Regions from separate parts of the Homo sapiens genome. Here region 1 is linked to region 2. A link is an interaction called in ENCODE POLR2A ChIA-PET data of the cell type or tissue named here. Cell type or tissue: GM12878. All regions are shown on one strand. Each heading gives the region's core, and the rest is flanking DNA. Links, peaks and the distances in the headings are about the cores only.

What was found. ChIA-PET counts read pairs that join two places held together with the same protein. Peaks named below come from ENCODE experiments on the same cell type or tissue, not always from the same donor. Only the 100,000 strongest peaks of a DNase experiment are listed, where the experiment ranks them.
Region 1: POLR2A ChIA-PET joins it to region 2 with 5 read pairs; 1 of 35 experiments calls an interaction of 5 or more read pairs at or near these places.

Annotation. Positions count from the first base shown.
Region 1 is chr7:129,044,691-129,049,093 of GRCh38, reverse strand. The region is part of intron 1 of TNPO3 (transportin 3); the gene reads left to right. Among named protein-coding and RNA genes, the nearest start is that of TNPO3, 8.2 kb to the left of the region's middle. In GM12878, for the core only: no CTCF peak of the experiment used is centred there; no DNase peak of the experiment used is centred there; H3K4me3 peaks cover 678 bases; H3K27ac peaks cover 361 bases.
Region 2 is chr7:128,558,978-128,563,380 of GRCh38, reverse strand. No RefSeq gene overlaps it. Among named protein-coding and RNA genes, the nearest start is that of LINC01000, 80 kb to the left of the region's middle. In GM12878, for the core only: no CTCF peak of the experiment used is centred there; a DNase peak (open chromatin) is centred at 1,843.

The DNA.
Region 1 (4,403 bases), core at 156-4,155, 490 kb before region 2:
CAACCTAAATTCTGCTTTCTCCTTCAAGGCTTACCTGCTTCTCTTCAGCCAAAAGTGATTTCAGCCCCCAATGAATGCCTAGAGAACTTTACTTCATTGTGTTTGCCTTTTTATAAACCTTTTTGAAAATAAGTGTTTTGCCTCCCCTACTAGACTGGGATTCTTGTCACATTTGTTTATGTAGTCCAATACCCATAGTTGAAGAAATAAACCATGGTTATTAAGATAAACAATCAAGACACTTCACACACAGGTTCTTAAAAATGTTGATTGTCAGAAGTGCATACATGCAGATACTCAGTTGGATAACTCACATTTTTCTTTATCTGCGAGTTTTATTTATTTTTGCTGTCACTTTTCACCATATACATGGTTAAAAATAAACAATATTCAGCACCTTTAATGCTCTTCAGTCTTTCCAGTCTTTTTTTTTCTTTCTTTTTTTTTTTTAAATCCTTTATGAGATGTATATGTTGCCCTCATTTCATACTTGCAAATATTCAGGTACAGAAAGGGAGAGGAACTTTTTGACTCAATAAGGCTCTCTTTGTTTATTTATTTTTTGAGACAGAGTCTCACTCTGTTGCCCAGGCCGGAGTGCAGTGGCACCATCTTGGCTCACTGCAACCTCCGCCTCCTGGGTTCAAGCAATTCTCTTGCCTCAGCCTCCCAAGTAGCTGGGACTACAGGCACATGCCACCATGCCCGGCTAATTTTTGTATTTTTAGTAGAGATTGGGGTTTTGCCATGTTGGCCAGGTTTGTCTCAAACTCCTGGCCTTAAGTGATCTGGCCGCCTTGGCCTCCCAAAGTGCTGGGATTAGAGGTGTGAGCCACTGCACCTGGTCTATTTATTTAGTTTTTTGAGACAGGGTCTCACTCTGTTACCCAGGCTGTGGAGCGCAGAGGTGTGATTACTGCTCACTGCAGCCTTGCTCACCTGAGCCTGGGTTCAGGTGATCTTCCCACCTCAGCCTCTTGGACAGCTGGGACTACAGGCATGCACCACCATACCTGGCTAATGTTTTGTATTTTTTGTAGAGTCAGGGTCTTGCCATGTTGCCCAGGCTGGTCTCAAGCCCCTGGGCTCAAGCACTTCTCTCACCTCAGACTCCCAAAGTGCTAGGATTACAGACATGAGTCACTGTGCCTGGCCAAGGCTCTCTTTAAGTGGTCACTAAATGGCATTTGTAACCAAAAGTAATGTGTGTGGTGGTTTTTTTCTTTCCGGAAGATTTTGTCTACTGGAACAAAAGCGTGTTTTAACTGTAGTAATAACTATAGTGTTTTAACATCCATTTGAAATTGGTAAGGCATAGAATTTGTGTGGTTTGCTAAAAAACTACTTTCAAGAATATGTATTTGTGAAACTATTATCCTTATTCTTCTCTACCACCCCACCTAACTAATCCGAGAGTAATTGAGTATAGTTCGAATGACCTGGTGACAGTAGACGTGGTATAGAGGTATAATTTGAATATGCTTTAGCCTGTACTGTGAGTTAGCATCTTTTCTCTTTCTCTAATATTTGTATAAAACAGCCATTTTCTGAAGAATCTGTATTCATTGCTCTAAACTTCCACCAAAATTTTTGGAGATGTACAGCCATGGTTGTTTTATGTGATAGATAGATATCACTGATAACTTCAAAGTGTTCTGAAAGAGAGTATTTTGAGGCAGATCTTAAAGGAATCTTAGTAGCCTGTCCTGTATATTTAGTAGTTTCATTTGTCCACCCCTACTAACCAAAATTAGTAGAAGTTGTAGAGAGCTATTGAAGGAAAGACCATCTCTTCATAGGGCCAATTACTTAAGCGACTCAGTTATAAGTTTTTAATTTAAGTTGTAAGTAGGAGATAACTTTTACAGAGACAATCTTTGGGTTAGATATTACCTCAAAAGTTTTATAGTTCAGTATGGAAACTGAATAGGCATGCTTCAGCATGGGTGTATGCAGCTTTTTGATGGAAAGCATCAAAAGCACAAAGCAGATGAAGTAAAGTCATGCTTTGATAGACTAAGTTGGCATTGTCATGTTTGGTTTATCACATGTCCATAGGAATTTTCTTCTTAGATATCATATCAGAAAGGTCTTGGGTTGATATGGTTTGGCTATGTCCCCACCCACATCTCACCTTGTAATAATACCCCCCGATTTGTGGCAAGGTGGGGCCAGGTAGAGGTAATTGAATCATGATGGGGGGTTCCCTCATACTGTTCTTGTGGTAGTGAATAAGTCTCACAAGTTCTGATGGTTTTATAAATGTGAGTTCCCCTCCACAAGCTCTCTCTTGCCTGCCGCCATGTAAGACGTCGCTTTGCTCTTCCTTCGTCTTCCGCCATAATTGTGAAGCCTCCCCAGCTATGTGAAACTGAGTCAGTTAAACCCCTTTCCTTTATAAATTACCCAGGCTTGGGTATGTCTTTATTAGCAGTGTGAGAACACATTAATACATGGGTCATGGAATATCAGCTTCAAACTTCTTTGCTAGTACTTTTCCTTTTTGGAATTTATTGATTCTTTAGCCTGGTTATAAAACCTAGGGTTTTTGGCTTTTCTCTGGTCATTACTGATTTATCTTGAAAGTTTAGGCATTTTTTGTGTGTGCTTATGCTTGCACCTTCCAGTCAAAACATGCTTTTGAAAGGAAAGCCTTCTAGAAAATAGAAAATATTCCTATACAACTTCAGTAGATGAGTTCAGTCTAGGAATACTCTGTGCCTTGCACTGATAGAAACTGGGAGTATGTAAATAATGAAAACCAAAGATCTTTCTCCCAGAGAGTGTACCAATGTAGCTGTGTCATCCAGTGTAGTAGCCACCAGTCTAGTGTGACTATTTAAACTTAAAATTAAGTAAAAGTTAAAATCAGTTTCTTTTTTTTTTTTTTTTTTTTTTGAGACGGAGTCTCACTCTGTCACTCAGGCTGGAGTGCAGTGGTGCAATCTTGGCTCACTGCAACCTCCACCTCCCGGGTTCAAGCAATTCTGCCTCAGGCTCCCGAGTAACTGGGATTACAGGTGCATGCCACCATGCCTGGCTAATTTTTTGTATTGTTAGTGGAGATGGGGTTTCACTGTGTTAGCCAGAATGGTCTCAATCTCCTGATCTCGTGATCCACCCACCTCAGCCTCCCAGAGTGCTGGGATTACAGGCATGAGCCACTGCGCCCGGCCTAAAATCAGTTTCTTATTTGCACTTACCCACATTCCAAGTACTGTACGGTACAAATATAGAACATTTCATGTCTTTGAAGTATTGGAGTCTATGTTTGTGATTTTGTGACAGTATTTCTGTTGCCATGGTAGTCTGTTATGTGGTGGCATTTCTCCATATTTTGATTAGTTTCTTGTCTTGCCAGGCCTTGGGCCAAAGTTGATAGTTTGATTTAGGATGTAAAATTATCAGGGTACTACTATATTTTCTAATTACAATAGTTTTTCCAAAGTTTTTCAGATATTTCTTCAGCATTCTTTTACAGTGATTGATTGCACTGATGTTTATGGAGGAAATGGAAAGTAGGTTTTATAGATTTTTTTTTTTTTGTGGCAAAACATTCAAAACATAAATTTAGCATTTTAACGTTTTTTTTTTTTCTGAGACAGGGTCTTGTTCTGTTGCCCAGGTTGGAGTGCAGTGGTGCGATCATAGCTCACTGCAGCCTTAAACTCCCAGGCTCAAGCTATCTTGCCTCCTCAGCCTCCCAAGTAGCTGGGATTACAGGCATGAGCTACCGTGCCCAGTCATTTTAACCATTTTTAAGTGTGCAGTTCAGTGGTATTACATACATTGACATTGTTGTGCAACCATCACCATCATCCATCTTCAAAACTTTTTCATCTTGTAAAACTAAATCTATGCCCACTAAACAAAATAGGTGCCCATTTGCTCCCCGCCCCAATCCCTGGCAACCACCATTCTACTTTCTGTCTCTATGAATGTGACTATTCTTGGTACCTCATGTAAGTGGAATCATACAGTATTTAGCCTTTTTGTGATGGGCTATTCTCACTTAGCATAATATCTTCAGGGTTCATCCATGTGCGTAGCATTGTCAGAAATTCCTTCCTTTTTAAGGCTGAATAATATCCCGTTGTATGTATATATACCACGTTTGGCTTATCCATTTATCCATCAATGGACACTTGCTTGCACCTTTGTGAATAATGCTGCTATGAACATGGGTGTATAAATACTTGTGGGAGTACCTGCTTTCAATTCTTTAGATATACAGTATACCTAGAATTAGAATTGCTGTATCATATGGTAATTCTATATTTATTTGTTTACTTATTTGGGGGAACTGCCATACTGTTTCCCAGATTTTTAAGCTCTGTTAAACTTAAAAACAAATTTATTTCTTAGGAAGTTGATATTACTCAGACTACCTGTCCTGTATTTCC
Region 2 (4,403 bases), core at 334-4,333:
GTTTGTCATTTTGCTGTCAGAGTTGTTTACTTCTATCATATTATTCAACATGAGAAGTATCTGCTTCTTAAAAGGTTAGGAGAGACCAGGAGTGGTGGCTCACACCTATAATCTCAACAATTTGGGAGGCTGAGGAGGGAAGATTACTTGACCCCAAGGGTTCCACACCAGCTTGGGCAGCATAGCAAGATCCCATCTCTACAAAAAATTAGAAAATTACCCGGGTGTGGTGGCCCATGCCTGTGGTCCCAGCTACTTGGGAGGCTGAGGTAGGGGAACTGCCTGAGCCCAGGAGGTCGAGGCTGCAGTGAGCTATGTTTGTACCATTGCACTCTAGCCTGGGTGACAGAGCAAGACCCTGTCTCAAAAAATAAATAAATAAATAAATAAATAAATAAATAAAATAAAAGGTTAGGAGAAATCAACACCTAGAGAGGAGGAAGTAGTTTTATAATCGCCTCAATTTTTTTCTTGGTTACAGGAGTCTATTCTGGTTTTGTTGTTGTTGTTGTTGAGATGGAGTCTCACTCTATTGCCCAGGCAGGAGTGCAGTGGTGCGATCTCGGCTCACTACAACCTCCACCTCCCGGGTTCAAGCAATTCTTGTGCCTCAGCCTCCCAAGTAGCTGGGATTACAAGCGCACACCACGCCTGGCTAATTTTTGTATTTTTAGTAAAGACAGGGTTTTACCATGTTGCCCAGGCTGGTCTCAAACTCCTGACTTCAGGTGATCTGCCTGCCCTCGGCCTCCCAAAGTGCTGCGATTACAGGCATGAAACACCGCGCCTGGCCCCTATTCTGATTTTTATGTCTTATTTCGTCAGTATTAATTCCTAGTATCTTTGAAATTATTTATGCATTGAGACTTTCATATAACAACATTCACTTCCAGTATTTTCTTTTTGTAAGTCCTCAGTACCTTTTGTTATATCTGATGTACTCTCCTTCATTTTGCCTTTTGTTTCCTAATTTTCCAACTCTTGATTATTTCCCATTCTTCTGTTTTGCAATGTATTTATTTCTTCTTGCATATTTACTGTTTTTTCCTCCTCTTTTCTAGTTTTCCTAAAACCATAAATTGAATGGTAAATTCATACTCTTGTACATTAAATGCTTCTTTGTCCACATTATTTAAGTTTAACTATGTGGCATTTTATCTTATTTTCTTAGTAAAATAGTCTGTTACTTGTCATTTGCTATATAATAGCTATCTGGGAGAATGCTTACTAATATCCATATCACTTGGGAGGGAAAATTATCCTTTAAAAGAGCCACCCACAGACTCAAAAAAAAAAAAAACCAGGAAATTTTTTTAATTTACTAGTTTAAATTTCTTAATTTCACAAATTTAAAGAAATTTAACTAGTCTGATTTGTTAAATCAAAACTAATTTTGATAAGATCTCTCCATAAAAGTTCTATTGTCTATGACAACATTTAAACTACCTCCCGTCTCCTGCTGATAATAATTTTCTAAGTAAAAAAATCAAATGGACAGTTTAGAAGATGAACAAGAGTCAAGTTTCTTGTTTTTAAAAGAGTACAGTTTGCAAAAATAAAACATGTTTCTAATATACTTAAAATGTACTTTTTTTTCTAGGGGGATCTTAAAAAATACTTTAGTTACAAGCCTAGAGAAAATTCTGTGGATAAATTATAAATCCATGAACACTGAGGTTAAGATGCAAATGTTGACTACCAGCCCTTTAGCACCACGAAGGAGGCTCATATAAACTAAGAAAAATTTGTAGAGACCATAGGTTAATCTTTCACTCCTGTAAATGTTTAAATGTCAACATTTACTGAGTTTCTGAAGTTTTCATTTCCTCCTTAGACCAAATTGGCTGCTTAAAAGGGACTGAGAACAGAAGACAAAAGTTAAGCCTGCCTAGGTATAAAGAAGCATAGCTGCCAACAAAGTCAAACTCCAGTAAAGAAGATAACGCCATTTAAAAAAACTAAAGGTCTCTATGCTTTTTATTTTAGTCACTAGTAGTACTACCTTTTCACACCATACCAGAGTCAAAATAGCAATCAAAATAGTTTGACTCCCAGAGACCTTACAACATTCCTAGAAGTGAAACAGATGTGAAATCTGTTAAGTTCTTACTTGATGTGTATAAACAGAAGAGTTCTAGGTCAAGTGAAAAAAAGTTTACCTTTTTTTTTTCTTTTGAGACAGAGTTTTGCTCTTTTGCCCAGGCTGCAGTACAATGGCACAATCTCGGCTCACCGCAACCTCCACCTCCTGGGTTCAAGTGATTCTCCTGCCTCAGCCTCCCTAAGTGCTGGGATTACAGATGTGACTCACTGCGCCCCGCCAAAAAAAAAAACCCACTTTCAATAAGTGACAAAACACTGTAAATAAATGTGTTTACAGGATGATTATTTAAAGAACAATGACCCAAACTAGGTCTGTATGTATCAACATCTACCTGGTAGATCTCCAAAATCATCTGCTGAGCGGAAAATGAGCTATTACAGTTCTCATTATTATAAAAGTATGCAAACATTCTTTATATAACTGGAAATTAATCATTAAAGAAAAAACAAATCCTAAGAGAAAACAGTACAATTCCAATACACATAGAAGCAATAGCCATATGCAACTACTATATATTTCATTATGGGGCCTATAATCTATGTTTTTAGCTTTCTCTTTATGCTAAAAAGTTCTCTTTTATCGAGAACAAATTCAATATTTAAATTACAGACAGAAACTAGAAGCTCTGTACAAAATCCTGGAGCACATTCACAGTAAAGAAAACAAAGAAATAGAAAAATGAGAACAAAAATATAAAAATCAACATAATCTAGATTTAAAATACCAAAGAGGTACGTAACCTTGAAGAAAATTCAGTGACCAATAAGTTTAGTTTTGTGGCTTCTTCTGTTGTGAAGAGACTATTACTTCACATATGAGGAAAAAAAAGAAAAAAAATCCCACTGCCATCTCCAGTAGAAACTGTATAACAAAATTCCTACTGGAACTGGTGTAAGATGATGCAGGAGTCAACATTCCAGTTCTGGTTCTTGACTGTGGCACAAGCGTTAACAAGTTTACTATAAAGAACTAAGCAGACATCACTAATATGGCCTTCCTTCAAGGCCCAGAAGTTAAGATAGCAACTTTAAGTTCATATCACCAATGACTACCTCCTACATACACACACGTCCTAGCACTGGTTCCAGGTTCTACCTATCTGCCTGGAGAAGACAGTTCGGAGAGCTTTCCACCAAGCCATAGCAATCTCATCTGTGACCTACCAATTCCAAAAATTACACTACTAACCTATAATCACATGATGGCAGTACATTTGGTATAACCCACATATGACTCTCAGCTAGATAACTGTTACTTATGACTCTAAATTACATATTTCCAAGGTACAGGCTCATGGTTCAGAGTTAAACTAACTTACAATTTAAATAGACACTGACTTGGATTAAAGTGTATTGACTGGGTGCGGAGGCTCACACCTGTAATCCCAGCACTTCGGGAGGCCGAGGCAGGAGGATCACTTGAGCCCAGGAGTTTGAGACCAGCCTGAGCAACATGGCAAAACCCCATCTCTACAAAAATAAATAAATAATTAGCCAGGCATGATGGCATGCACCCGTAGTCCCAGCTACTAAGGAGGCTGAGGTAGGAAGATCAATTGAGCCCAAGAGATAGAGGTTGCAGTGAGCCCTGATCGCACCACTGCACTCCAGCCTGGAATTGGTATAATAATAAGATGCAGGAGTCAACATTCCACCCAACATTCTGGGTGACACAGCAAGAATATGTCTCAAAAAAATTTGAAAACAAAGTGTATTAAAAGCATTTTTTAAATGGTGTCTCAAAAATAAAAACAAAAAATAGAAAAAAAGAAGAAAAAAACAACTGGTGTCTTGAGCTGCATGTGGTGGCTCATGCCTGTAATCCCAACACTTCGGGAGTCTAAGGCGGGAGGACCACTTGAGGCCAGGACTTCAAGACAGCTTGAGCAATGCGGTGAGACCCGGTCTCCACTAAAAAAAAAAAAAAAAAAAAAAAAAAAAAAAAAAAAAAGCTGGGTATGGTAGTGCATGACTGTAGTCTTCACTTCTTGCAAGGCTGAGTTGTGAGGATCACTTAAGTCCAGGAGTTTGAGGCAGCAATGAGCTAGCAGTGAGCTATGACTGCACCACTGCACTTTAGTCTGGGCAAGAGAGCAAGATCCTGCCTCTAAAACAAAATTTTAAAATGAGAAATAAAACTGGCATTTTGACATATCAGCTGTGAGGTGCATCACAAGAAATCCTGACAGTGTTTTTTCTTGTGAGTGACATACTTTTAAAATAAAATCACGGCCAGGCAGAGTGGCTCACACCTGTAATTCCAACACTCTGGGAGGCTGAGTCAAGTGGATCACTTGAGG